Regions from separate parts of the Homo sapiens genome. Here region 2 is linked to region 1. Evidence: chromatin loops called from intact Hi-C (ENCODE). Cell type or tissue: mammary epithelial cell. All regions are shown on one strand. Each heading gives the region's core, and the rest is flanking DNA. Links, peaks and the distances in the headings are about the cores only.

Region 1 (15,408 bases), core at 3,605-11,604:
GGCGCTGTTCTTGTTTATTACTATGCCGTGTGCAGTAACAGATTTTCCCACGCCCCTTGTATGGCCAAGAAACAACACATTTCTGACCTGCCTTCTAAGTGGGAACATTTAGAAGGGGAAGGGAAATTGCTTTTGTATACATAAGGGACTAAGGATTTGCAAATCCTTTCTAAGTCTGTTCCTCTTCTGGGATTCTCAACAACCCCTTTAAGGTGGGCAAGCAAGAATCCTTACCCTCCTTTTTGGAGCTTTGAAAACTTGAGGCCCCCAGAAAGAAAATTTTTGGCTTGCTCAAAATATCACATTCCCAAGAAGCAGACCTGAGGCAGTTTTTTAACATGGTACCAGAAAAACTCCTTAGCATAGATCTTGGGACATGGTTGGTGTCCAAGAAATTTTAGTTCCTCTTCCTCTCTTGCACTTAAATGAGGACATCTTTCATCTTAAGTGCCTGCTATGGCTGCATAACACAGTACATATTGCCCATGTTCCAATCCTGGTTCTATCCAGCATGCTGTGTGTGAACTTGGATCCACTCTGTCTGCATCAGCCTTTCTGAAAAGGGGAGATAGAGGAAGAAGACAGCCTACCAGAGCCTCAAGCTGACATCCTCTCAGTATTAAATTGATGATTGATAATGAGCTTGTTTACCTGTTCCTTTTATAGTTGCTGAGCAAACAATTAAATTGTGAGAGCCCCACTAACGAGAGAGTTCCAAGCCCCTCTTCTAAGAATGCATTGTAGAAAAGGCTAATTTCATAGGTCATTTTTGTAATTCCAGGCAAGGTCTTTGCAGGGCCTCCTGAGGGCAACAGAAAATAGAAGAGCCCCAAGGCCTCCCCTTCCTTGTGGGAATGTACATGTATACCCACAAAAGCCACCTCAAAAGAATTCAGTAATGAGCTTGGTGTGTTACCTGTGGGTAACATTCAGGTTCAGGTTCTGAATTCTTTTTATGCTTATAGTCTGACCACTGAACCACAATTCTGCCTGTAAGTATTTGACTGTAGTATATTAACTATTGTTTGTGTTGCCTTATTTCTTCATCTGGACTATGAACTCCTTTAGGACAAGAACTACCTACTTAAAAGTGTGTATCTTGCCAGGTGCAGTGGCTCATGCCTGTAATTCCAGCACTTTGGGAGGCCAAGGTGGGTGGATCACCTGAGGTCAGGAGTTCAAGACCAGCCCGGCCAACATGGTGAAACCCCGTCTCTACTAAAAAAATAAAAAAAAAATTAGCTGGGCGTGGTGGTGGGCGCCTATAATCCTAGCTACACAGGAGGCTGAGGCAGGAGAATTGCTTGAACCTGGGAGGTGGAGGGTGCAGTGAGCTGAAATCGCACCATTGCACTCCATCCTGGGCGACAAGAGCGAAACTCAGTCTCAAAAAAAAAAAAAAAATTTAAAAAATGTGCATCTTGTTCCTTAGGCTGGCAGGGCTAGGATACCTATTTACAAATCAGAATAATACAAAGACTGATAAGGTTGCCAATCTTGTAGAGCAAAAATTTTTTTCTGGGCTATGCTAGAAACTTGACCCCCCCTCCCCCGGGTTATCTTATGAGGCAGATATTAATACTACCCACCCTTTACAAAGGAAGAAATAGAATCCGAAAAGCTAATAATTTGCAGAAGAATACACAGCTTGTAAGTGATAGAGCTTGGATTTCAAGCATCACCAATCACACTTTTCAGCAAGCCTGCACCTTGTATTTTACTCAGGCTTATCTTCATACAGTCCTTTTTGCTTTCTTCCTCTCTATTTCCCCACCTTCTTCTCTGGCCTCCAAATCTTTATCCACTCCATCCAACTCCAAGCCTGCACCCTAAGGACACTTTACTGGAGGAACAACAACCAGCCTTCAGCACCATTCAGAATTCACCCTTCTCAGTTCAGTTGTTGCTTACCTTGCTTAAATTATAAACTATGAAATTCATACTATCCAAGATTTCCTAGGAATGTACTTTCTGCCTTGAATACTCATTAGTCTTTAGATTAACGTAAAAATGCTTTCAAGGGGCCCTCTTTCCTTTTGGATTTGTAGTATAAATTGCTGGGCAGGTAACAAGGGGAAAAAAATCATATAGTCTCATTGTATGATTAGAGCAACAACTTCTTTTGTTCCTTGGATCTCATTGTGAAATGGAATTATCTTTTTGCACTGTTGCGTTTTATGTTTGCGTTTTCACCACTGGTTATAATGGCTAAAAGGTTGGATTTTTGAATCAAGTGACCTGTGTTGCTATATGATCCTATCCTCGTCTTTTAACTGGGAACAACAAAACATTTTTCATAGAGATGTTATAAAGATTAGAGATTATTTGGCACCGTGTGTGACAGATTATAAAGGTTCGATGAATGAAATCTGGCAAATTTTTAGATATATGTATTCAACGAATTTTTTGGTGGAACACAGATAACATAATCCTGAGAATTAACTCTTTGTACAGACCTCAAGATGAGCAAAGCTCTATCACTTTCAGAACCATGACCACTCTGGTGATTTTGATTTCAGAATCTTCTTTCATTCTGGTAAACCCCCTTTGCCCCACCAAATATTGTATGAAATACATTTTTTTTTTTTTTTGAGACAGAGTCACGCTCACGTTGTTGCCCAGGATGGAGTGCAGTGGCGGAATCTTGGCTCACCGTACCCTCCGCCTCCCGGATTTCAAGCAATTCTCCTGCCTCGGCCTCCCAAGTAGCTGAGATTACAGGTGCCCGCCATCGTGCCTGTCTAATTTTTTTGTATTTTTAGTAGAGACGGGGTTTCACCGTGTTGGCCAGGCTGATCTCGAACTCCTGACCTCAGGTAATCCACCTGCCTCGGCCTCCCAAAGTACTGGGATTACAGGCATGAGCCACCACGCCTGGCCTATAAAATACATTTTTGACACAAAACAAATTTAAATTAGTTGTACTGAAAAAAAAAAAATGATGACATTTTGGGGCACTCCAAAACTGATGTTGGGATATGTCGACTTAGATATTCAGTGTAGTACATCCTGGCATTGCTCTTATTTCACATCATTCATATGATAAGACTTTTTAAAAATTTAAATTAGCTCTAATACAAACTTAGTCTCTTTTGGAAAGATAATACGTGATCAATTATCCGTGTAGAGTGGATATGAAACAGATATTTAAATGTTATAAAGAAATGTTGAAGGGAAAACCTCATTGCAGGTAACCACAGTCATCCCACAGGCCTTGTGGTTCTGATACCCAGCTTGATAGAGCCTAATGCCTGTTGCCCACTGACAATACTAAATCAGGCTTTAGAACTAGGGGGTTATGCCTGGCACAGTGGCTCACACCTGTATGTAATCCAGCACTTTGGGAGGCTGAGGCAGGTGGATCACGACATCAGGAGTTCAAGACCATCCTGGCTAAAACGGTGAAACCCCATCCCTACTAAAAATACAAAAAAGTTAGCCGGGCGTGTGACACGCGCCTGTAATCCCAGCTACTTGGGAGGCTGAGGCAGGAGAATTGCTTGAACCCAGGAGGCAGAGAGATCTCGCCACTCCACTCCAGCCTGGGTGACAGAGTGAGACTGTCTCACAAAAAAAAAAAAAAAAAAAAAAAAAAAAAAGAACTAGGGGATTATGCTCCAGTCCCAGATTCTGTTTAAAGCCCGGTTAGGGGCCAGGCGCGGTTGCTCACACCTGTAATCCCAACACTTTGGAACGCTGAGGCAGGTGGATCACTTGAGGCCAGGAGTTTGAGCCCAGCCTGGCCAAATGGCAAAACCTTGTCTGTACTAAAAATACAAAAATTAGCTGGACTTTATGGCACATGCCTGTAATCCCAGCTACCCGGGTGGCTGAGACAGGAGAATTGCATGAGCCTGAGGGGTGGAGGTTGCAGCGATCCAAGATCGCGCCACTGCACTCCAGCCTGAGCAACAGAATGAGACTCTCCAAAAAAGAAAAAAAAAAGTCCAAGTTAGGGCCAGACACAATGGCTCACACCTGTAATCCCAACACTTTGGGAGGCTGAGATGGGAGGATTGCTTAAGCCCAGAAATTCCATACCAGCTTAGCCAACATGGCAAGACCCTGTCTCTACAAAAATTAGCTGGACATGATGGTGTGCACCTATAGTCCCAGCTACTTGGGAGGCTGAGTCAGGATGATCGCCTGAGCCCAGGAGTTAAAGGCTGCAGTGAGCCATGATCTCCAGCCTGGGCAATAAAGCTAGACCATGTGTCTATAAAAATAAAAAATAAAGGCCGGGCAAGGTGGCCTGTACCTATAATCCCAGCACTTTGGGAGGCCAAGGCAGGCGGATCACCTGAGGTCAGGAGTTCAAGACCAGCCTGGCCAACATGGTGAAACCCCGTCTCTACTAAAAATATAAAAATTAGCTCGGCGTGGTGGCAGGCACCTGTAGTCCCAGCTACTCAGGAGGCTGAGGCAGAAGAATCACTTGAAGTCGGGAGGTGGAGGTTGCAGTGAGCCGAGATCGCGCCATTGTACTCCAGCCTGGGGGACAAGAGTGAGACCCCATCTCAAAATAAATAAATAAATAAATATTTTAAAAAATAAATGAAAAATAAAAGTGTCCAAATTAGAAGTAAAAACTTGAAGTAGCCCCATTTTTTAAAAGGCATATTGTCCCACTTACCCTACTATCTGCCTCAGGCACAGCAGCCACCCACTCTGGAAAATAGTTTTGTCAGTTGCTTAAAAAAAACTAAACTTGTAGCTACCATACAGCCCAACAATTACACACCTGGGTGTTTATCCTGAGAAATGAAGATGTAACGTTCACACAGAAATTTGTCCACAAATGTTCATCTCAGCTTTATTCATGTCACCAAAAATTAGAACACCCCCAATGTCCCTCAGTAGTTACATGGTTAAGCAAATTGTGGTACATGATACCTTGGAGTGCTACTCAGCTATAACAAGAAAAAAGCTATTGCTGTACACAGCAACTTGGATGAATCTCCGGAGAATTCGGCTGAATAAAAAAAGCCAATTCCAAAAGGCTACATACCAGATGATTATATTGATATAACATTCTTGAAATGACCGAATTTGAGAAGTAGAGAACAGATTAGTGATTGCTAGGGCTTACGGAGTACAGGGGAGGTAGGGTGGGAGGAAGTGGACAGGGCTATAAAAGGGCAATGTTAGTGATCCTGTGCTTATGGGAATGTCCCCTATCTTGACTAGCACTGTCAGTATTCTGGTTGTGCTGGTGTGCTACAGTTTGCAAGATGTTCCTGTTGGGGAGACTGGGTAAAGAGTATGTGGGCCCTGGCATGGTGGCTCATGCCTATATCCCAACTCTTCGGGAGGGCCAGGCAGAGGATCACTTGGGGCCAGGAGTTCAAGACCAGCCTAGGCAACACAGTGAGACCCCTATCTCTACAAAAATAAATGTAAAAAAACTAACTGGGCATGGTGGCGCATGCCTGTAGTCCTAGCTACTGGGGAAGCTGAGATGGGAGGATCGCTTGAGTCCAGAAGGTTGAGGCTGCAGTGAGCTGTGATCATGCCACTGCACAATCAGTGACAGAGCAAAACTCTCTCTCTTTTTTTTTTTTTTTTAGCTTGAGTTTCACTTTGTCACCCAGGGTGGTATACAGTGGCACAGTCTTAGCTCACTGCAACCTTTACCTCCCAAGTTCAAGCCATTCTCCTGCCTCAGCCTCCCTAGTAGCTGGGATTACAGGCACACGCCACCACACCCTGCTAATTCGTTTTTTTGTATTTTTAGTAGGGACGGGGTTTCACCATGTTGGCTGGGCTGGTCTTGAATCCCTGATCTCAGGTGATTTCCCAACCTCAGCCTCCCAAAGTGCTGGGATTACAGGTGAGAAGAGTATGTGGAGTCTCAGTATTATTTTCTTCTTTTTGTTTTGTTTTGTTTCTTTGAAACAGCGTCTCACTCTGTCACCCAGGCTGGAGTGCAGTGGCGCAATCTTGGCTCACTGCAATCTCCGTCTCCCAGGGTCAAGCGATTCTCCTGCCTCTGCCTCCCGAGTAGCTGGGATTACAGACATGTGCCACCACACCGGGCTAATTTTTGTATCTTTAGTAGAGACGGAGTTTCACCATGTTGGCCAGGCTGGTCTTGAACTCCTGACCTCAAGTGATTCGTCTGTCTTGGCCTCCCAAAGTACTGGGATACAGGTGTGAGCCACTGCACCTGGCCTCAGTATTATTTTCTATAAATGCATATGAATCTATAATTATTAAAAAATAAAAAGGTTGGCCAGGCACGGTGGCTCACGCCTGTAATCCTAGCAGTTTGGGAGGCCAAGGCAGGCAGATCACCTGAGGTTGGGAGTTTGAGACTACCCTGACCAACATAGACAAACCACATCTCTACTAAAAATACAAAATTAGCCGGGCCTGGTAGCACATGCCTGTAATCCCAGCTACTCGGGAGACTGAGGCAGGAGAATTGCTTGAACCGGGGAGGCGGAGGTTGTGGTGAGCCAAGATTGCACCATTGCACTCCAGCCTGGGCAACAAGAGCAAAACTCAGTCTCAAAGATAAATAAATAAATAAATAGTTTAATTTTTTAAAAAAGCATTTAACTATGGTTATATGCAGTAACATATGAATCTCAGAAGCATTATGTTGAGTGAAAGAAGCTAGACATGAGACTACGTACCGTATGATGCCATTTATATGAATTCTGTAAAAGGCAGACTCGTGATGATAGCTGATCAGTTGCTAAGGGTAGGAAAAGGGGACTTATGTTTGCCATCAAGGGCACAAAAGACCTTTTTGGATGGAAATACTCTGTTGTAATTGTGGTAGGATTACATTGCTTTGTCAAAACTCATTATACCCTTAAAATTAGTGAATTTTATTATAATGAATTATACCTTATTAAATCTCACAGAAAAAAGACCAAAAAAAAAATGGGACATTAAGCAAGCAAAGTCCACTGGAGTTGATACCTTCAGGAATCTTTCCTCTCACTTCCTCCCAAATACCACAAGGTGGCATTAGATGTTCATGTCAGTTTACAAAATGGGGTTCCCGGTGAAAAACATTTGTAGAAATGGCTTTCCTTTTGTTGATGATTTTAGCCAGCTTGGTGATAAGGTAAAACATAGCTTTCATCTTAACTTTCATTTTCTTCATATATTTTCTTCTTTTCTACTGTTAGCTGATGTTTGTATTTTCAGCTTCAGTTAATACGGGACACTTTACCAAGAAATAATGTTACTGGTAGACGGTCTTGACCACAAGTCGTCAAGGTTTTTAGCATGTTGAACAAAAAATTGGACAAAACACACAAGCAAAGCAACAGAAGACGAAAGCATAGATTTATTGAAATGAAAGTACACTCCATAGAGTAGGAGTGGGATTGAGCAAGTGGTTCAAGAGCCCCAGCTGCACAGTCTTCTGGGATTAAAGTACCCTGTACGGGTTTCCTATTAGTTACACCCTATGCAAATGAAGACTTGGCCCGAGACGAATCAGAGGCTGTAGTGAAGACTCCCTGTCTCTAAACCCTGTTCTCCTGCCTCAGTAATAAACACCACTGCATCTTTTTGTAATTAGTCAATTAACCTTCCGAGTTTTTACTTTTCTATATCAGTTTATTTTAAAAATTAGCAGTCCTGGAGTATAGTCTTTTCTTTCTTTTTTTCTTTTTTATTTTGTATTTTTGAAAAAGAGTCTCACTCTGTTGCCCAGGCTAGAGTGCAGTGGCATGATCTTGGCTCACTGCAGCCTCAACCTCTCGGGCCCAAGCAGTCCTCCCACTTCTGCCTCCTGAGACGCACACTACGACACCCAGCTAATTTTTTTATTTTTTGTAGAGATGGGGTTTTGCCATGTTTCCCAGACTGCTCTCAAACTCATGGGCTCAAGCAATTCTCTCACTTCTGCCTCCCAAAGTGCTGAGACTGCAGGCATGAGCCACCACCCTCAGACCACACCCCACACTCCTTCCCCTTAATTCTGGTTTGTCAAGCCTCCACTTAGATGACATGTGAGGAAGCCTTCTCTGACTCTTCACTCATTGAAGTCTCTGCTGTATTCATCCAGAGCTCCCTGTACTTTCCCAACAGTATCGCTCTTTATATTCATCGTGAATGTTTAATTTAACTCTTGTTCACTACAAAGTAAGTTCTGTGAAGATGAAGGTTTTTGTGTATTAAGTGCTGTGTCACTAGCCCCTAATACCATGTCTGATATATTAGCATATGATAGGTGCTTAATACTTGTTGGATATTGAATGCCTGCCTTTTCTAAGAAGATTATGTGTCAGTAATGTGTGAGTTTATATCCAGCGTTACATCTGTTGTGCCAGCAAAATGGAATTATCTTGTATTTCTAATTTTTTTTTCCTTTTTGTGAACTTTAAAAAATTTCAGGCCTCCCGAGGAGCCCAGACAGCTGCAGCCACAGCTCCCCGTATCAAGAAATTTGCCATCTATCGATGGGACCCAGACAAGGCTGGAGACAAACCTCATATGCAGACTTATGAAGTTGACCTTAATAAGTGAGTATCTCTGTGAAAGCCAGCTATTGAAGGAGAGTTCTTGATTTGATTTAGGGACATGCTTTTCACATCCTTGGAAGGCTTAAAAATCTGAGATCATCCGATGGCTCTGTTTTTAAAACAAGAATGAGCTTGGGCCGGGCACGGTGGCTCACGCCTATAATCCCAGCACTTTGGGAGGCTCAGGCGGGCAGATCATCTGAGGTTGGGAGTTCAAGACCAATGTGGCCAACATGGTGAAACTCCCCTCTCTACTAAAAATACAGAAATTAGCTGGGTATAGTGGCTCATGCCTGTAATCCCAGCCACTCAGGAGGCTGGGGCACAAAAATTGCTTGAACCCAGGAGGCAGAGGTTGCAGTGAGCTGAGATCATGCCATTGCACTCCAGCCTGGGCAACAGAGTGAGACTCTGTCTCCAAAAAAAAAAAAAAAATGAGGTTGTTACCTGATTCAGAAGAATAATACCAAAATAATTCCCAAATGAAAGTATGACAAATTTCTAGAAATACTGGTATAATTAACTTTATGCACAGTATTTAAAGTCATTTAATATATTACCATTTTTTTAATGCTGAATGTATTGATTATATCTTATACATCTGGACCTGTGTTTTCTATAATAATAACAGAACCGCCAGAAACTTGCCTTGAATGGACAAGGTAGGGATGTGGTTAAAATGTTAAAAATTGGACTGGCGTGTTAGTTTTCTATTTCTGTCAGAGCAAATTACCACAAACTTAGTGACTTAAAACAACCTAAATGTATTATCTTATAGTTCTGTAGGTCAAAAGACTGGTATAGTCTCATCAGACTAAAATCAAGGTGTCAGCAGGCTGCATTCCTTTCTGGAGCCTAGAGGAAAATATTTTTTGCTCATTTGCGCTATTGGTGGAATGCAGTTCCTTGTGGTTGTGAGCCCGAGGTCTCTGTCATTCTGCTGACTGTAAGCTGAGGGCTGTTCCAAGCTTCCAGAGGCTGCCGCACTCCTTGGCTCTTGGCCTCTTCTTCCATCGTCAAAAGCAGCAGCAGCAGGTTGAGTTCTTCTTCACATCACATCTCTCAAAACCACTCTTTTTCCAACATCTTTCACTTTTAAGGAACTCCACAGTTAGCCAAAGAAAAGAAAGAATCTAGCAAGTTAGTCTCTAGCCTCCTGCTGCTCCACTCCACGCCCCCATATAACCAGAACTGTTCTCTGATCTGTTTTATGTGTAAGTGAATAAGTGTTTTATTTGTTTCAAACAAAAGCTTCTGTGGCACCAAAAAAAAGTTTGAATACCACGAATACTCTAAATGCTTACTTTGACTTTCTGTGGTGACAAGTAAGTGCTGTTAATGAGGTAGCATTAATTGATATATAACCTTCTTAAATAGACAAAATTTTCAAATACTCAGCAACCAAAAGTCCCTAGCAAAATTCAAAGGAATAGAAATTGCACAGACCACAGTTTTGGACCGAAATACAATAAAACTAAACTCATATTAAAAATATAAACAGGCCGGGCGCGGTGGCTCATGACTATAATCCCAGCACTTTGGGAAGCCGAGGCAGGTGGATCACTCGGGGTCAGGCATTCAAGACTAGCCTGGCCAACATGGTGAAACCCCATCTCTACTAAAATATAAAAATAAGCTGGGCGTTGTGGCAGGTGCCTGTGATCCCAGCTATTTGGGAGGCTGAGGCATGAGAATCACTTGAACCTGGGAGGCGGAGGTTGCAGTGAGCCGAGATCGTGCCACTGCACTCCAGCCTGGGTGACAGAGCAAGACTCTGTCTCAAAAAAAAAAAAAAAAAAAAAAAAACTCATAAAACAAAAAACCCTACTGCTTAGAAACTAAAAAAAAGTACACTTCTAACTATTTGATCAGGAACACGTAAAAAATATTGCCAGATACTTAGAAAATAAAGACGTTGCAAATCAAAACTTAGAGAATGTCAGAGAATGTGGCTAAAACTGGAAGAGTTAAATTCCTTTTTTTTTGAGTCAGGGTCTCGCTGTCACCCAGGTTACAGTGCAATGGCATGCTCACGGTTCACTGTAGCCTCAACCTCCCAGGCTCAAGCAATCCACCTGCCTCATCCTCCTGAGTAACTGGGACTATAGGCACATGCCACCACACCCAGCTAAGTTTTGTATTTTTTGTAGAAATTGAGTTTCACTATGTTGCCCAGCCTGGTCTCAAACTCCTGGGCTCAAGCAATCCACCCATTTTAGCTTCCCAAAGTCCTAGGATTACAGGCATGAGCCACAGCACCCAGCCCATAACGATTTTTTAGTGATAAAAAATTTAAAGAATCTTTGGGTTTACTTCCAGTTTTGTCACAGTAGCTCTCATCAGACTAACCCTCCTACAAATAACAATGATCAACTCCGGAAAAAAATATAAGAAACAACTGCCTGAACAGTAGAGAAGGACCACGAGTGGGCAGACATTGGAGGGGAGTTGATACTTGGAAGAATGAAATGGCATTGGACAAATTACCATTTTACTCTTACATGATTTTGCTGAGGACAAGTCCAAGTTGGTATGGGAAGTAACGGGACTAACAGTTGGATGGAAAACCACAATCCGACTGGGTGCATTGGCTCATGCCTGTAATCCCAGCACTTTGGGAGGCCAAAGCAGGCCGACATGGTGAAACCCCATCTCTACTAAAAATATAAAAATTAGCCAGGCATGGTGGCACATGCCTGTAATCCCAGCCACTTGGGAGGCTAATGGGGGAGAATCACTTGAACATGGGAGGCGGAGGTTGCAGTGAGCCAAGATCACACCACTGCACTCCAGCCTGGGCAACAGAGTGAGACTCTGTCTCAAAAAAAAAAGAAAAAAAAATCTTAGCTTGAATAACGAGAAGACACATTTTGGGCCTTCCACAACCACTAGGAAATGAGGGGGAAAGCCTAGAAAGAAGAGAAACACAGAGGAGGAGCACTAAATGCTGTTCATGAACTCTGCCCACATCTTGCGTGCAGCCATATTAATTGCCTGTGTAAAATTTTAAAATCCACACTTTTCAGAAAAACATAATGCAATCCAGATTCTCTACAGCATATTAATTTTTCTTTTTTTTCTTTTTTATTTTTTTATTTTGAGTCTGAGTTTCACTCTGTCACCTGGACTGGAGTACAGTGGTGCGATCTTGGCTCACTGCAACCTCCGCCTCCCGGGTTCAAGCGATTCCCTTGCCTCAGCCTCCTGAGTAGCTGGGACTACAGGCGCGCGTCACACACCGTCTAATTTTTGTAGTAGAGTTGGGGTTTCGCCATGTTGGCCAGGCTGGTCTTGATCTCCTGGCCTCAGGTGATCCACCCACCTCAGCCTCCCAAAGTGCTGTGATTACAGGCATGAGCCACCGCGCCCAGTGGAATTTAAAGAATTTTTAAATTTCCTCATAGATAAAGGAAATTATGCTCATAATGAAATAGGAAATTTCAGTGGAGAAGTAGAAACTATTGAAAAGCCAAATGGAAAATCTAGTACTGAAAAATATAATATTTGAAAAGGAAAATTTACCGGATGGCCTTAACAGCAGATTGGAAATGGCAATAAGAAGAATCAGCAAACTTAAAAATATTAATAGAAATTATATAGTTTTTTGTTGTTGTTTGTTTGTTTGTTTCTTGAGACGGAGTCTTGCTCTGTCATCCAGGCTGGAGTGCAGTGGCGCAATCTTGGCTCACTGCAACCTCTGCCTTCCAGGCTCAAGCGATTCTCCCACCTCAGCCTCCTGAGTAGCTGGGATTACAGACGTGCACCACCACGCCCAGCTAATTTGTTGTATTTTTAGTAAAGACAAGGTTTCGCCATGTTGGCAGGCTGGTCTTAAACTCCTGACCTCAAGTGATTCACCCGCCTCGGCCTCCCAAAGTGCTGGGATTCCAGACGTGAGCCACCATGCCCGGCCGAAATTATCTGTTCTTAAGAAAAAGAAAGATTTTTGAAAAGGGAAAGCGCTCCTGTGATCTATGGAACAGCATCAAAAGGTCTAGGGCAGGCATGGTGGCTCATGTCTGTAATCCCAGCACTTTGGGAAGCTGAGGCAAAAGGATCACTTGAGGCCAAGAGTCCAAGACCAGCTTGGGCAACCTGTGAGACCTTGTCTCTACTAAAAAAATTTTTTCTTTGAAAAATTAGCCAGGCGTGGTGGCACATACCTGTAGTCCTAGCTACTTGGGATGCTGAAGCAGGAAGACAGCTTGAGCTTAGGAACTTGAGGCTGCTATGAGCTATAATTGTGCCACTGTACTCCAACCTGGGCAGCAGAGTAAGACCATGCATGGGTGAGTGGATGGATGGATGTAACACACATGTAATTGGACTTCCAGAAAAAATGGAGAGAAAGAAAAGGCAAAATAAATATCTATTTGAAGAACTCATGGCCAAGAATTTCCTGAGCCCATGAAAGACATAATTCACATATCCAAGAAGCTTAGTGAACCCCAACTAGGTAAATAAAAATAAAACTATGCCCTGTTCCATGAAGTCAAGTTGCTGACGACCAAAAATAGGAGAAAATCTTGAAAGCAGCTGGAGAAAAACAACATGTTACATACAAGGAAACCAGGTGAAAAATTGCTGACTTCTCATCAGAAACTAGAGGCCAAGAGACAGTGAAATACCATCTTTAAAGTACTAAAAGAAAAATTGTCAGCCTGGAATTCCACGTTCAGAAAAAAAGATTCTTCAAGATGATTATGAAATAAAAACATTTTCAGGTAAACAGAAAAGAAAAGAATTCATGGCCAGAAGACCAGTACTACATGAAATGCTATAGGAAGTTAGTCAGGCTGAGGAAAAATAATACCAGGTGGAAACTTGGCTCTTAGAAAAGGAATGAAGAGCGCTGGACATAGTAGATATAAAAGGATTTTTCCTCTTAATTTTGTTAAAATTAATATGACTGTTTAAAGCAAAGTTATTATATTATATTCTGTAATATATAACTCACATAGATGTAAGGCATATGATAACTATAGCGTAGGGGCTGGGAACAGCAGGTAAATAGACCTATAATAATGTAGCAGGATTCTTGCATTACATAAAGTTGCACAATAGTAACTCTAAACAGGTATAAAGAGTTAAAGATGTAAATTATGTAAAGTATAATTCTAGAGTAACTTTTTTTCTTCTTCTGAGACAGGGCCTCACTCTGTCATCCAGGCTGGAAGGCAGTAGCACAATCATGGCTCACTAAACCCTCCCAGGCTCAACCAAGCAATCCTCCCTCCCTGAGACCTCCTAGGCTCAAGCAATCCTCCCACCTCAGCCTCCCATGTCCCTGGGACTACAGGCATGTACCACTATGCCTGGCCAATTTTTTTTTTTTTTTTTTTTTTGTAGAGACAGGGTCTCACTATGTTGCCCACACTGGTCTCCTGGGCTCAAGCAGTCCTCCTGCATCAGCCTTCCAAAGTGCTAGGATTACAGGTGTGAGCCACCATGCCCAGCCAAGAGTAATTATTTTTTTAAATGCAAAGAGATATAGCTAAAAAGCCAATATATAAATTAAAATTGATTTCTAAAAATATTTACTTAGTCTAAAAATATTACTTAGAATAAGAAAAGAAGAAGAGAACAGCAGCAAAATGATGGAACAAATAGTAAAATGATAGACCTAAATCCGGCCACGTCAATAACTGTATTGAATGTAAAAACTATTAAATACTCCCAGTTAAAAAGCCAACAGTGTCAGAATAGATTTTTTTAAAAAAAGCAAAACCCAACCATATGCTGTTTTAAGTGCAAGAAAAAGCGCAAGAAAAAATAAAGAAATACATTTGAAAATCAATGTGATTCACCATATTAACAGAATAAAGGGGGAAAACCCATTTGATTGCTTTAATATATGCAGAAAAGCATTTGGCAAGATTCAACACTCATTCATGATTTTTAAAAATGATAATGGGTTAAATAATTTTCACAGTGTGTATATTTTAACAGAATAAATAAATAAAACTATAAGGAATTTGAATTAAAAGGAATAGTCCTAATTTTACTTAAATAATAACTGCTAATAGGAAAAGAAGGGAACTTCATCAGCCAGATGAAGACTGTGAAAATCACAGCTAATAGCATACTTTATTGTGAGATATTGAACACTTTCCCCATAAGATCAGGAATAAGGAAGGTTGTCCACTCTGTATTTGAGTTCAACATTGTACTGAAGGTTCTAGCCAGTCCATGAAAGGCAAGTAAAAGAAGTAGAAGGCATATGTAAGCTTGGAAAGGAAGAAATTAAACTAACTGTAGTCACAGGTAACATGATTGTTTACATAGAAAATTTCAGGGAGTCTACAAAACTAAAAGAATAAGTAAATTTAGCAAGGCTGCAGGATGTAAGGTCAATATGCAAAATACTATTTGTGTGTGTGTGTATTTCAATGGCTACAGATAATTCTATTTATGCTAACATCAGCCATTCAAAATTTTACTGGAGGCTTAGCCAGGGAAATTGGGTGAGAAAAAGAAAGAAAAGGAAATTGGAAAAGAAGAAGTAAAACTGTCTCTCATAGATAACATAATCTTTTACACAAAACCTTGGGCAGGCTCAGTGGCTTGTGCTTATAATCCCAGCATTTTGGAAGGCTGAAGCAGGAGAATTTTTTTTTTTTGAGACAGAGTTTTCGCTCTTGTTGCCCAGGCTGGAGTGCAATGGCACAATCTTGGCTCACCGCAACCTCCGCCTCCCGGATTCAAGCAATTCTCCTGTCTCAGCTTCCCAAGTAGCTGGGATTACAGGCGCCTGCCACTACGCCCAGCTAATTCTTTTGTATTTTTGGTGGAGATGGGGTTTCTGCGTGTTGGTCAGGCTGGTCTCGAACTCCTGACCTCAGGTGATCTGCCCACCTCGGCCTCCCAAAGTGCTGGGATTGCAGGTGTGAGCCACTGTGCCTGGCCTGAAGCAGGAGAATTG
Region 2 (13,942 bases), core at 781-8,780, 64 kb after region 1:
CGCCGCTGCCCGCCGGCCCCCTGAGGTAGTGCAGGCCCACGGGCACCCCAGACACTGGAACTCCCTGCCTCTGAGCCACCAACTGGACCCCTCTCCAGCAACACCACCGCCACCACCTCCCACATCCCTGAGGTTGGCGACTGTCTACACTCCTCCCCCGAGACCACCCCCACCCTGGGGAAGCGTTGACTACTGTCCCCTACCTTGGACCATCCCGCGTAGGGGTGGCAGCCCCCAGCTCCCCTCAGTGCTGCTGTCAGTGTAGCAAATAAAGTCATGATATTTTCCTGGCTCTGCTGTGCCTGTCTTGTACCTGGCACCATAGACCCTCCCACCTGCCCAGGAGGAAATGCACATACCCCCGGGTGCCCAGCTGGCAGCCCCTGCACGTGTCTGCCCCTGGAACCCCCTGGGGGGCTGGTTTTTCAGGCTGGTTTTTCAGCCTGACAACCCCCTGGAACCCCCTGGTTTTTCAGACTCCATTGGCCAACTCCCCTCTCTGGGCCTGTGTTCCCTCATCTCACAGTAATAATGTTTCCTCTGTGTCCAGCATGTGCCTGGATATTCCGTTTAGCTTTTTTTTTTTTTTTTTTTTTTCTTGAGATGGAGTCTTGCTCTGTCACCCAGGCTGGAGTACAGTGGGGTGATCTCTGCTCACTGCAACCTCCGCTTCCCAGGTTCAAGCGATTCTCCTGCCTCAGCCTCCCGAGTAGCTGGGATTACAGGCATGTGCCACCACGCCCAGCTAAATTTTGTATTTTTAGTAGAGACAGGGTTTCGTCATGTTGGCCAGGCTGGTCTCGAACTCCTGACCTCAGGTGATCCGCCCACCTTGGCCTCCCAAAGTGCTGGGATTACAGGCGTGAGCCACTGCGCTTGGCCCCATTTAGCATTTTACACACATTGTCATGTCATCCTTCCAACAACTGTGGTACTATTCCCATTTTACAGATGAAGAAACCAAGGCTTAGAGGTTACACAAGTAGTCAGAGTGGGGCCGGATAGCTTTGACTCCAGCTTCGATGTTCCTAACCCTCCTACCCTCCTTTGGAGGACAAGGAGATGTAGGCTTGCCTGGGAGGCATTTGCTAGGGGGCAGCTCCCTCTCTCCCACCTTACCCCCTCCCCGTCCCACCCCAGCATCCTGGGACATGTTTGTGGGCAGTTCCTTCCTCAGATGAAATCCAGGCTCGGAGCCCACATCTCCCAGCCAGAACCACGCGCATCATCCCTCAGGGAAGGGTGGGTGCCTCTGAGCTCATCTCACCAGCGGGCCCCTGGCCAAGCCCCTCTGCTCTAGAGAGGCAGCTTGGCCGTCTGGCTCATCTGGGCAGGGGAGAACAGGAAAGACCGGCTGTTTCCTGCCTTCCAAAAGCCCTGGCCAACCTCATTCCTGGAACCCCTGGTGCTATCCCCAGGCCTGCCAGAGTAGGGGCTGAGAAAACGTTGAATCATGCTGGGGAGAAGGGATGTGGGTGTGAAGATGAAAGTCCTGCCAGGAGGCACATCACAGTGGACCTCTGCTCCTGGCACTGTGTTGCCAGCCAGCGACGGTTCAGGGTGGTAGATGCTGTTTAAGAGGAAGCCACAGAGAGGCCTGGGTTCAAATCCCTCCTCTACCCTTAGCTGATTATTCATGAATCTGTTGGACAGGTGTGTGCCAGGCACCAGGACTAACTCAACAAACTGAATAAAACGGGACAAAAACATGGTCTAACCCTGCGAGCAGTTCACCATCCAGCGTGAAAGCCTGGCAGGGAAGGAGCACATCTCCAAAGACGTAGTGGGAGCACAGCAACCACAGCCCCATCCCCTCCCCTGCCCAAAGAAACAGCCAGGGGAATGGGTAGAAGCAGCAGAGAGGACATGGGAGCCAGGACACGAATTGTCAGCTTTAGCCCCTCAGTTTCCCAGTTTTTCTTTTCTTTTCTTTTTTTTTTTTCAGACAGGGTCTTGCTCTGTTGCCCAGGCTGGAGTGCAGTGGTGCAATCGTGGCTCACTGCAGCCTCTACCTCCCCAGGCTCAGGTGATCCTCCTACCTCAACCTCCTGAGTAGCTGGGACTATAGGCCAGCACCACCACACCCAGCTAATTTTTGTATTTTTTGTAGAGATGGGGTTTTGCCATGCTGTCCAGGCTGGTCTCAAACCCCTGGGCTCAAGCGGTCCACCCGCCTTGGTCTCCTAAACTGCTGAGATTACAGGTGTGAGCCACTGCACCCAACCTCCCTCCTTTTTTCAAGGGTAGGGGACAGCATTTCTGCTGGGTGAGTTCCTCTCTTTTGCCAGTGGGATTGCTCCTGGCAGCAGTGGGGTCTAAGGGCAGGCAGAGAGGGCTGGGCTGGCCTGGCCTGAGGGCCCACCTCTCTCCAGGTGACAAAAGTCTCTGCTGCCCTGCAATAGACACTGGGGGGCGGGGCATGGGAATGAAGGAGGCACAGGGCATATTTACTCCCTCCCTAAGACTCAGAGTCTAAGGGAGGTGGGGGAATGACTGGCGATGAAGAGATCAGATGGCAAGGGTCTAAATCAGGGGCCATCCTCATCTCCTCCCAGCCCGCAGCCCCTACAACTCTCACTCCCGCCTCAGGCCTAGGCTCCTGGGCAGGGCTGAAGGCTGCCCCTCACGCAGAGGATCTGCACCCCCAGCCAGCTTCTCCGGGAAGAGTTTAGTGTACAGTTCACTCATTCATTCCACCAATGTTTGCTGAACTGCTGCTCTGAGCCGGGCTCTGAACTTAATGAGCAAAACTGAAGATGAGCAAAAACAGCCTTGGTCCTGGCCTTCACGGGGCAAGATGACAGTCTCATCGGGAAGAGGGACAGGGCTCAGATGGTCACAGACATAGGCCAACAAGACAACTGCAAGCAGTAAAGCTAGAAAGCACAAAAAAAGGAAAAAGGGAAGGCCCCTCTGAGGAAGGGAGGGTTTGATCTGTGACCCCATGGAGGAGACCTCAGCCAGTGCTCGGGAGGAAGAAACGCCTCAGTGTGGGAGGGAGAGGGGTTTGGGAGAAAACCCCCAAAGGCCAGTGGCTGGAGGAGGAAGAGGAGGCAGAGCCAGGCTGCCATAAAGGGCCGGGGCCCTGGAAGCCACAGGGAAGTTGAGCCTCTAACCTGAGTGAAAGGCGATCAGTAGAAGGGGCACGATCTGCGGGGGTGAGGGAGGCAGGACCCACGTGGGAGAGCCCAGAGTGGAGGCTATCGCAGAGCCCAGGCAAATGATGGTGGTGTCAACTAAATAAGAAATCAGCCTTTTGACCAGGTGCAGTGGCTCACGCCTGTAATTCCAGCACTTTGGGAGGCCAAGGTGGGTGGATCAGCTGAGGTCAGGAGTACGAGACGAGCCTGGACAACATGGAGAAGCCTCGTCTCTACGAGAAATAAAAAAAAAAAAAAAAATAGCCAGGCATGGTGGTGGGTGCCTGTAGTCCCCACTACTCTGGAGGCTGAGGCATGAGAATCGCTTGAACCCAGGAGGCAGAGGTTGCAGTGAGTTGAGGATGCACCACTGCACTCCAGCCTGGGAGATAGCAAGACCCTGTCTCAAAAAAAAAGAAAAAGAAAAAATCCACCTTTTGGCCAGGCACAGTGGCTCATGCCTATAATCCCAGCACTTTGGGAACCCAAGGCAGGCGGATCAGCTAAGGTCAGGAGCCTGGCCAACATGGTGAAACCCTGTCTCTACTCAAAAAAAAAAAGCAAAAATTAGCCTGGCATGCTGGCATGTGCCTGTAATCCCAGCTACCCGAGAGGCTGGGTTGGGAGAACCTCTTGAACCCGGGAGGTGGAGGTTACAGGGAGCCGAGGTCACACCACTGCACTCCAGCCTGGGCAACAGAGTTAAACTCCATTTCAAAAAAAAAAAAAAAATCAGCCATTGAAAAAATTAAAGTTAGTTTTATTGAGTCTTACTGAGGACTGCACCCTGGGAGAGGGTTTCAGAGAGTTTCTGTTAGACTGCGCCAAAGCAGCATTTCAGCCCACAGTTTAGATACAGAGGCAGGCGGTTCTGTGTGTGCTCAGAAGCTATGGTCAGGCACGGTGGCTCACGTCCGTAATCCCAGCACTTTTGGAGGCTGAGGCGGGTGGATTGCTTGAGCTCAGGAGTTTGAGACCAGACTGGGCAAACACGGCAAAACCCCTTCTCTACAAAAAATACAAAAAAAAAAAAAAAAAAAAAAAATTAGCCAGGCATGGCGGCTCTTGCCTGTAGTCCCAGCTACTTGGGAGGCTGAGGTGGAAGGATCACTTGAGCCCAAGAGGTGAGCTGTGATGGTGCCACTGCACTCCAGCCTGGATGACAGAGCGAGACCCGGTCTCATTAAAAAAAGAAGAAGAAAAATTTACATCAAATGTCTTCAGAAGCTACACTAGTGCAAATCTCGCCAAGGTTTGGGTTCGAGGATGCACCTAGTTATATAGATTATAGAGGCATAATCGTCAATCCTGTCAGGTGCTATCTTATGTACAGGAAAAGGCACAGCCAGGATCATTTAACTTATATTTTCTAACAATGCAGTGATTCAGGCAAGAGGCGTGGGAGCCTGTGTTCTGCCCTGCCTGCCATCTTCAAGGCATCCTTCCGTTGGGCTGCCCCCAGTCACTGAGTCAGGGCTTTGTCAGCTTCTGACAAGCAGAAAGAGCAAATGCGGTTTCTTGGGATTGCAACTTGGTCTCACAGTGGCTTAGGCCAGGGTGGGAGCAGTGAACGGAGTCACAAAAGAAATTTTTCAGGTAGCATTCACGGGTGGGTGCTGGATTAGATGCAGGGCTAAGGGCAGGGGAGGAAGCCTGGGTAATGGAAGGCTGCGGGGCCAAGGGGGGACTGGGAATCCTGGAGGGCCAGGTCTGGGGGAGAGTTAGGAGGTCGTGAATTTGGACTTGGATGCTTGTTGAAGCTGATGCATCTTGAGGACATTTGTGGGACACATAGGCTGGGTCAGGGCTGAAAGAGGTGCTGGTTATGGCCGGGGGCAGGGACTCATGCCTGTAATCCCAACAGCCCAGGAGGATGAGACAGGAGGAATGCTTGAGGCCAAAATTTCGAGGCCGGAAGTTCCAGACGAGCCTGGGCAACACAGCAAGACCCTGTCTCTAGAAAAGGAAAGAAAGAACCGCTGGTTGTGGAAGCCAGCCATGGCCCAGAGCTCAGCAGTGTAGGAGAGGAGGGTGCGGGCCTGAGAGAGGCAGCAGGCTTGGCTGGAGAGGCAGAAGGAAAACCAAGGCAGGAGAGTGTCCTGGAAGCTGGGAGAAGGCAGAGGGAGATCGAGGCTTACTTTCTGGCTGAGGGGCCTAGGGTGAGTCACTTTGGGAGGCTTGATTTCCTCCTCTGTGAAATGGGCAACACACCTACCCTTGCCCACCTCACCCCCCTCACCCCGTCGACGTCGAGTGAGGAGCAGCTGTGAGGAGGAGGAAGCTTTGCACAGACGTGAGGACGGCCCCGGGCGCCTCTACCCCGGGGACACCCCCCCCCCCAGGAGATGGAACCCCGAGGGCACGGCGTGGCGGCCCATGCGGGCAGCTCGCGTTAGGACCCAGCGGCTCCGGGGCTGGAGGGCGGGCGCCAGCCCCGTCGGGGGCCCGGAGGGGGACTCGGAGCGGGCCAAGGGGCGGCTCCGGCGGGCGGACTCGGAGCGGGCGGCGGAGTGACCCGGACAGGTAGGCGCGGGCCTGGCGCTTGGGGGCCCCGGGGGGCGGTCAGGGGCGTCGGCGGGTCCCCCGGCGCGGGGGCGAGGGTGCCAGGCTCTCTGGGTCCTCGATCCTGGGGCAGCCGCGGAGGTTCCTGAACCCCGCGCCTTCAGAGCGGAGGCCAAGGGGGCACCTGGAAAGTTTGGGGTTGCTCTGCAGAGAGAACGCGAATTGGGAAGGGCGGGGAGCCCGAGTTTGGGGGGAGCCAGAGGTGAGGTCGTCGGGGGATGGGACATCTTTTGTTCTCCCGGGGAGGTTGGAATGTGGCGGGTGGGGTGGGGGGGGGGGGTCCGGTGGGAATGGCCGAGACAGAGACGCAGAGAGACAAAGAGAGATCAGAGACGGGAGCGCGAGGGCGCGCGGAGCAAGTTTCCGCGGCTGATTGTTCCCAGCTGTGCGGCGCTGCAACATCTGGGTTTCTCCCGCCGGGACCCCTCCCCCTGAGCCCGGCTCTGGAGCCGGCAGAGCCCTCCCTCCGTCTGATGTCTGAGCGAGCGTCGGGGCCCCCTGTCCCCCACCTCCCAGGACGCAGGGGAGTCGGGGGTGGGGGAGGCCGCAGCTGTGGAAGAGGCCAGAGGTGGGGGTGGGGCAGCCTCCCAGGCAGGTCCTGGCCTCCCGCACGCCCCAAAACCCCTTCGTCTAGAAGAGCTCGGAGATGTGGTCCCGTGGGAGGAGTTCATGAACTCCACACTGACTTCTCTCTTTCCTGCCTCCCCGCTAGCCCGTGGGCCTCCTTCCCCCAATAAGCCTGGGTTCGGGGGCCAGTCCTAGGGGAGGAAGACTCCCCGCAGGGTACCGACAGGCATCCCCCAACACCTTGCAACCCCTCTTGCCCCAATTCAGCGCCTTCTGCTGAGCAGCGGGGGCTCCGACCGACCTGACGGATGGGGAGAAGGGCAAGGAAGGCTCTCTGGGTCTTTTCATCCCCCTCCCATGAGGAGGTCAAGGGTTTTCAGAATGGGGTGTGGGGAGCCAGCTATCCCTCGCCTCTGGGGCAGCTTGGTCCTGAGCTTCGTCTCCCGGCTCCCACTCCACCTTAGTGAGGTGCCTAATGCATGAGAGGAGCCAGGGGGTCAGGAGGCCTCAGGATTGAGAGGAAGGAGGGAAAGACCTCCTGCTTTCTCCCCTTTCCCTCCCCTCTCCCTGGACTCCCAGTGGGGAAAATAGACCAAAGTTGGGGTTTCCAGCTAGCTCTCTGAAAGGACTTCCTGGGTTGCAGCCGGGAGGGGCCCTCCTGGATGGACCCCGCCCTCGCAGCCCTCCCTACAGAAGGCTGACGGACCTGAGGTGGCCCTCCACTGAGCTGGGGCTGGATGTGGGGAACCGGAGGCTCCCCCAAGTCCCACCGTGTAGCCAGGACTGGAGGCTGGGCTCTTGAATGTCAGGAGCCTGATGAAAGCCACGGACCCCATGCCCTCTCCCTCCAAATGACACACACACTTGCCTACAGTGTCAGGGGGTGCAGAACCCCCAGCCTGGGTGATGTCACGGCCCCTTCAGTGCTGCCTTTCTGGGATCCAGAGGAGCCCCCTCAGGCTTCACTCTCGTGCTTCCTGCTGCTGCAAATAGCCCGGGTCTCGTGAGCCTGTGATGCACACAGCCAGGTCTTGCGAGGCCTGGAGGCCTGGCAGGAGAGGAGTCTTCTGGGAGCTGGGAGCCCTGCCCGGCCTGGCCGCTCTGGGGGCCGGGCAGGCCCATGTGTATGTGGTTTCCTGCTGAGCAGGATGCTTAGGGCCCAGGGGCTAATTGGGAGCAGGTGGTGGCTTGGCAGAAGCTGCTGAGTCCAGGCGGTGATGCCGGCTGGCCAGGGCTGGGGTCCCAAGGATGGGCCTGGGTTCAGTGATTCACGCAGTCAGTGCCTTGGACACCCAGGGAGCCACTGGGCCAGAGGGCTGAGCACGGGTGTGGGTGAGGACAGAATGGCCTGGGCTGGGAGCACATTAGGAATGTCCCCTTAGTGAGCAGGGCAGGGTCCGCCCTTCCCTGACCACATCAAGTACACCCACTACACGGGGTTTGCTTGTCAGGATCAGCCCTGGAGCTGGGTTGGAGGCCTTGTCCCTTGTGACCTGAACACCTGGGTGGGCCAGCAGGGACTGGGATGTCCCTCCACTCCAGCCCTCCCATGCCTGGCTTCTATTCTGGGTGCCACCTTCTCCAGGGCGAAATCAGGGGATCAAAGGTGAGCTCTGCTGTCCTGGGTGTGGCCCTGGGTAGAGCTCTCCCACCGGTCTTTCCCCAGCTGTCCTCTCTGACACCACCCCGGCCTGCCTCTTTGTTGCCATGAGAGCTGCCTACCTCTTCCTGCTATTCCTGCCTGGTAAGTGGCTCCTGGGGCAGGGGGTAGCTCCTCTTATGTGGGGCTGAGGAGTAGGGTTAGTAGGGGGAATTCATAGTGAGCCTTTGTCACGACTTATGACCAGAACTCAGCTCCCCAGCTCCCAGGGCCTTCTGCCTGCTTGGACCACAGACTGGACCAGCCAACCCTGGCAGCATCTGGAGGCAGCTCCTGGCCCTTCCCCCAGCCTTCCACAGCAGCAGGCAGGCAGGGTTCTGGAGGGCACGTCCCAGGCACAAGGACTCCGTGGGCACAAGGCACAAGGCCTCTCTGGGAGCCGATGTGCAGGTGCAGGGGCACCCAAGGCAGGGAGTCCGGATGCTTGAGTTCTAGATCCATTCAGGGCCCTTCTGCTCTATACAGTCCTGACCTTGTGGGGGTCCCTACTGGCCAAATGAAGAGAATCAATGAGGACCACAAAAGTCCTAGCAGGGCCAACATTCATTCATTCAGCAGCGATGTGTTGAGTCCCTACCACGTGCCAAGTGCTGGGCTAGGCCCTGGGGATTCAGCGATGAACCAGGCAGACACATCGTTGCTCCTCATCATGCTGCCAGTCCAGGGAAGGGAGACAAATAGGAAACAAGCAGACATGAGAAACTCCAGCATGTGCTGAGTGCTGGACAGAAATCAGCAGGAGGGCTGGTGGGCTGGAGGTGGGGCGGCATCTTGGCACAGCTGAAATTCCAGGGAAGACCTGAAGGAGCTGAGCAGGCCTCACAGGCCCAGGGAGTGTCAGGTGCAAAGGCTCTGAGGGAGGCAGGAGCATGTGGAGTCCTAGGAGCAGCCAGGAGGCCAGCAACAGGAAGGGGCAGGGTAAGGTCAGGGAGGTGACCCATGACCAGGGTGGGGAAGGGTCTTTACCATCGAAGAAGAGTCTGGATCCTCTAGGAATCTGCTTGTGGGGTCCTAGGCTCTTATGGGCCTGACCTTGTGACCCCCGCCTCCACTCTCCAGAAGCGCCTCGGGCCCCCGTTGCCCCTCCCGATGGGGTACCCTACATGCTTTGCCTCCCCACAGCAGGCTTGCTGGCTCAGGGCCAGTATGACCTGGACCCGCTGCCGCCGTTCCCTGACCACGTCCAGTACACCCACTATAGCGACCAGATCGGTAAGGGCCTTGCCGGGTCACCGAGGCCTGGCTGCTCAGATGTGCCTGGCTCAGCCAGGGACCGCACTGGACACGCTGATGGGAACTCTGGGGGTTGGTCCCTGGCTCAGGAGGGAACTTGTTTGCCCCAGGGGCTGGGGGATTAGCCTTACTCCCACCAATTCCACTTTCATCTTTGTTTGCAGACAACCCAGACTACTATGATTATCAAGGTAACGGGCTAGGGGTAGGATAGGACGGGCCGGCAGCTGGGGTGGGGAGACCCCCTGGGAGGGGTAGAGGGAGCAGACCCCCTTATCCTCCCCTGGCTGCAGAGGTGACTCCTCGGCCCTCCGAGGAACAGTTCCAGTTCCAGTCCCAGCAGCAAGTCCAACAGGAAGTCATCCCAGCCCCAACCCCAGGTAGGCCCCAGACCCTGCTCCCACCCGTCTCAGCTCCTGCCTCACCCCTCCCCACCCTGTCAACCCTGGGAGTGGGGGTCTGCCAGGGCTGGGAGAGGTGACTCCCCTTGCCCTGAGGAGACCCCTCCCAGTGATGTCTGCCTACCTCTGTCTCCACACCAGAACCAGGAAATGCAGAGCTGGAGCCCACAGAGCCTGGGCCTCTTGGTAAGGGCTTTCTTGACAGCTGGAAAAATGGAGGCACGCCCTGAAGTTGGGGTGGAGTAGGGGGTGGTGCTGGTGGGCTGGAGGTCTTTGGCCCTTGCCCATGTGGGCTCTTGGCAGTGTGGGCAGTATGACTGCCGTAGGCTGGCATCACCAGGCCCCCCAGGCAGCTCCAGGAGGTCCCACCTGTCCCCAGTGTGCCTGGCTGGAGGCTAAATTGGCAGCCTAGGAAGGCCCCTGACCTCACAGATACTGGGAGGGGCAGGGAGTGTGCTGGGGGCTTCCTGCCAGCCAGAGAGACTGAGTGGTGCACATGTGGAGGCGAGGAAGGGCCAGGGAGTGCAGGCTGGCTGAGCGGTGCCCTCCGGCTGCCCTAGCTGAGAGCTTGAAAGAACAAGGTGTGTGTGTGCAGGAGAATCCGTGTGCTCACTCTCGTGTGGGTTGGTGTGAGCGCTCCTATGTGGGCTTCTGTGAGCGTGGGCACGTCTGCTCGGGAGTTGGTATGGGCTTTTGTGGCGATGCATGGGTGGGTGCAAATTTCTGTTTGAACTTAGGCTTCTATAGTAAGTGCGGTTGTGAATTGATACGTGAATATTACAGCCCTGGGAAGTCTGACAATGCTGCGTGGGTCTATGTGGGCATGTGTAGGTATGGGTGTCTGCACGGGGCCTGAAGGTACAGGGGGGACTAGGCCCTGTGAGCCAGCCTCAGGTGGGTGAGGCTGGGGGCCGCCCCCCACTCTGGGCTCCTAGTCTGACCCCACCTGTCACCAGACTGCCGTGAGGAACAGTACCCGTGCACCCGCCTCTACTCCATACACAGGCCTTGCAAACAGTGTCTCAACGAGGTCTGCTTCTACAGGTGAGCACAGATGGGCAGCTGTCGGGAGGATTCCGGAGCATGGGGGGCTAGAGGGCACAGGGGACAGCTCTGGCCCGCCAAGGTGGGAGTTGGAGGAAAGATAGTGAGTCCTTAAGTTGAGCTCAGTTCTGTGGTTGAGCCTGGGCCAGGGACCTCCTCCACTCCTGGGCTCCAGTGCCAGGTTCTGTCCGGGCTCCCGTGCCAGGTTCTGTCCGGGCTCCCGTGCCAGGTTCTGTCTGGGCTATCCCAGTGGGATTGGGTGGAAGTGGGGCTGAGACCTCCCGTGCCCTGTCCCCGCAGCCTCCGCCGTGTGTACGTCATTAACAAGGAGATCTGTGTTCGTACAGTGTGTGCCCATGAGGAGCTCCTCCGAGGTAGGAAGGCCACCTCCCCAAGACCTCCCCTGTCCCCACACCCGCATCATTATCTGGCCACCTAGCCACCCACCTGATGTTTATTCAACACATATTATCCACCAGGCCCACTTCCAGGACACCCTGAGCTCCCCTCCTTGCTACTTTTCATCCTCAAAACACTCCCATCACCAGAGTTGGGGGAGGGGCAGCGGTTCCCATCACCCAGCTCCACCCTGACCCTGCCTCCTTCCTGCCCCCAATAGCTGACCTCTGTCGGGACAAGTTCTCCAAATGTGGCGTGATGGCCAGCAGCGGCCTGTGCCAATCCGTGGCGGCCTCCTGTGCCAGGAGCTGTGGGAGCTGCTAGGGTGGTGCTGGCATCCTGAGTCCTGGCCCTCCTGGGATCTGGGGCCCTCGGGCCCTGCCTGACCTGGTGCTTTTTTCCCCATCCCCATGTTCCTTTTATTCTGTAAAAAGTTAGTGGACTGCAGCCCTGGGGGTTGCAGGCTGCGGTGCCTCAGGCCCCTCCTTCAGCCTGTGGCCACCTCTGGGGCACAATGGGGGCTCCCCACTGCCCAGTCTGCCCCTCGGGTTGGGGGAGTATCCCAGGCCTCTCTGTGGGACCTGGGCCCCTGACGGGCCTTCTCAGCCCGTTTTGAGGACAGACAGTCCCCCGAGGTAGGCTACATCCCCCCACCCCAGCTGGTCTGCTTGGATTTCCTACAGCCCCCGTGGGCATGGACCACCTTTATTTTATACAAAATTAAAAACAAGTTTTTACAAAAGATCAAGTCACTTTTTCGGTGGAGAGCACAGAGGGGCCAGCCAAGTGCCCCCAACGCGGACTGTCCTGAGAGGCTCCTGACCCCTTGGAGTGAACGATCTGCTCAGGTGCCCTGTGCTTCCGCAGTCCCAGCCCCACCGCCTTACCCGCCGGCTCCAGCTCTGCCCTGCCCAGAACGCTGCGTCATGACAGTGTACGCGCGCATGCGTGTTGTGGGAATTGCACGGGAGATGGAAGGCTTCAGGGACACAGCTTTCTGATGACCGGGGCTGCTTGGTGAGCACATTGAGTTCCCATCACCAGAGGAACACAGCAAAAATGGGAGGCCGCCCATGGGGTGGGGGGGGCACAGGGTCAAGGCAGGCGGACTGACATCCAAGGCCTTTGTTTGGGAAGTTGGGGAGATGGGTGCCATTAAGAGGGCAAAAAAAGCGGGGCACAGGGACTCACACCTATAATTCCAGCACTTAGGGAGGCTGAGGCGGGCGGATCACTTGAGGCCAGGAGTTCGAGACCAGCCTGGCCATGGCGAAATCCCGTCTCTAGTAAAAATACAAAAAAAAATTAGCCAGGCGTGGTGGCGTGTGCCTGTAATTCCAGCTACTCAGGAGGCCGAGGCACAAGAATTGCTTCAATCTGGGAGGCGGAGGTTGCAGTGAGCCGAGATCGCGCCACTGCACTCCAGCCTGGGCGACAGAGCAAGACTGTGTCTCAAAAAAAAAAGGGCAAAAACAAGCAAGCCATTGTAACACCTCCCTCCAACCAGCATGTGGGGCCTGGGCTCTGTGTGTGAAGGCTCACACACTCCTGTTTAGCCGTCCGAACAGGCATATGTGGTGGATGCAATTCATATCCCCTTCTTAGAGACAGGAAAACTGAGCCCAGAGACGTTAAGTAACCCACCCAAGGGTCCCACCCACGGGTCCACAGCTATCAGTGGCAGTGCTGTGGCTGAATCGGTCAGCTGGACTCCAGCAGGTGAGGATGAGTGTTAATTTCTCCTTCGGACACTGATTGAGCACCTCCTATGTGAACTTCCCCAGAGCCACCCTATGCGGTTAGGTTCCCATTTTACAGATGAGCAAACTGAGGCTCTAAGAGGTTAAGCAGCTTTGCTCAGGATCACTCAGCGGTGCCAGGGCAAGACCCCACGTTCACATCCAAACCTGCACTTGTTTGCCATGCTGCCTGGAAGGCCTGTCACTGTCCCGAGGGTGGGCTTGGATCTAAGGAGGGGCCAGAGAAAGGGGCAAGAAAGCATAGGCTGGAAGGAGTCGAGGTGCACAGGCTGGGCCCAGTCCCAGGCCTCAACAGCCCCATCTGTTCCATGGGCCGGGTGACCGAGTACCCCAGAGGCCTCCCCATCTGACATTCTGTGAGGCTGGTAAGTTCCCTTCCCAATACCGGCCTCTCTGCTCTCCCTGCCGCCTCCCCAAGCACCCCTCCCTAGAGGGCCCCATCCCTCTTGCCCCAGACCCTACCTGTCTCCCCCCGACGTCTCCTCCAATTGTCTAGAAAAGGGACACAGCTGTACAAACTTTTTTAAAAACAAGGTTTTGTTACAAAAAACAGTTCTGAACAGTTAACATTGTAAAAAGGTATAAAAATACAGGGACTCTGAGCACTCTGAGGAATTTCCCGACACATGCTCTTAACTAAGGCGGAGAGATCTCTGGGAAGCCGAAGTCAGGGCCTGGGCCTCTGACCCCTGCCCTGGGCCTGGTCCCCCTCCTCTTTCCCACGATCCCATGCTCCAGGGCTGACCAGAGACAAGGGCTCTCCCCAATCCTGGCTACGGCTCAGCCTCTCAAGGAGGAACTTTAATGATCTACAGTGGCTCATCCTAGAAGAGGGGGGCTGGACTGCAGGTGTTGCTGGGAAGCCTCTCCAGGCCTGGAGCTGGAGTACCCGTCCTCAGCACTGCCAGCAGAGCGCCTCCTCATCCCACCCCAGCTTGAGGCCCCCAAGGGACCGGGCTCTGGGTGGGGGGGCTGTCCAAAAGAAGGGTCCTCCCCTGTCCCAGGCACAGGGGTGTTCTCCAGATGCCAGCAGGAGCTCATTTCTCTGGGGGGCCGGAGGGTGGGGAGAAGGGTGCTGAGCTCCTTCGAAGCTCCTGCTGCAGCTGGCCCTTCAGTGTGGACACCTGGGGAAGAAAGGGAAGGTAAGGCCAGCCAGGTCCTCAGCCTGGCTTCAGA

The links. A loop is a pair of places that touch in the nucleus more often than their neighbours do. Peaks named below come from ENCODE experiments on the same cell type or tissue, not always from the same donor. Only the 100,000 strongest peaks of a DNase experiment are listed, where the experiment ranks them.
Region 2: a loop joins it to region 1, with 3 times the contacts of the local background. A loop is called at or near these places in 3 of 110 quality-filtered maps.

Annotation. Positions count from the first base shown.
Region 1 is chr1:17,037,839-17,053,246 of GRCh38, reverse strand. It overlaps SDHB (succinate dehydrogenase complex iron sulfur subunit B), which reads left to right. Exons shown (of 8, transcript NM_003000.3): 2 at 8,359-8,486. Among named protein-coding and RNA genes, the nearest start is that of SDHB, 8.5 kb to the left of the region's middle. In mammary epithelial cell, for the core only: a CTCF peak has its summit at 6,968 (motif pointing right); no DNase peak of the experiment used is centred there.
Region 2 is chr1:16,972,308-16,986,249 of GRCh38, reverse strand. MFAP2 (microfibril associated protein 2) reads left to right here and starts at 5,630. Exons shown (of 9, transcript NM_002403.4): 1 at 5,630-5,663; 2 at 7,936-8,013; 3 at 9,052-9,141; 4 at 9,327-9,353; 5 at 9,456-9,542; 6 at 9,705-9,749; 7 at 10,520-10,607; 8 at 10,908-10,981; 9 at 11,227-11,748. The coding sequence starts at 7,977. The coding sequence ends at 11,330. LOC105376806 (a long non-coding RNA gene) reads right to left here and starts at 10,389. Exons shown (of 2, transcript XR_947003.3): 1 at 9,688-10,389; 2 at 8,455-8,581. CROCC (ciliary rootlet coiled-coil, rootletin) reads right to left here. Exons shown (of 37, transcript NM_014675.5): 37 at 13,286-13,890. The coding sequence ends at 13,804. ATP13A2 (ATPase cation transporting 13A2) reads left to right here. Exons shown (of 29, transcript NM_022089.4): 29 at 1-292. The coding sequence ends at 29. RefSeq lists enhancers at 6,349-6,854, 6,855-7,362, 7,363-7,868, 10,993-11,800, 13,235-13,942. In mammary epithelial cell, for the core only: no CTCF peak of the experiment used is centred there; DNase peaks (open chromatin) are centred at 1,349 and 4,599; H3K27ac peaks cover 1,002 bases.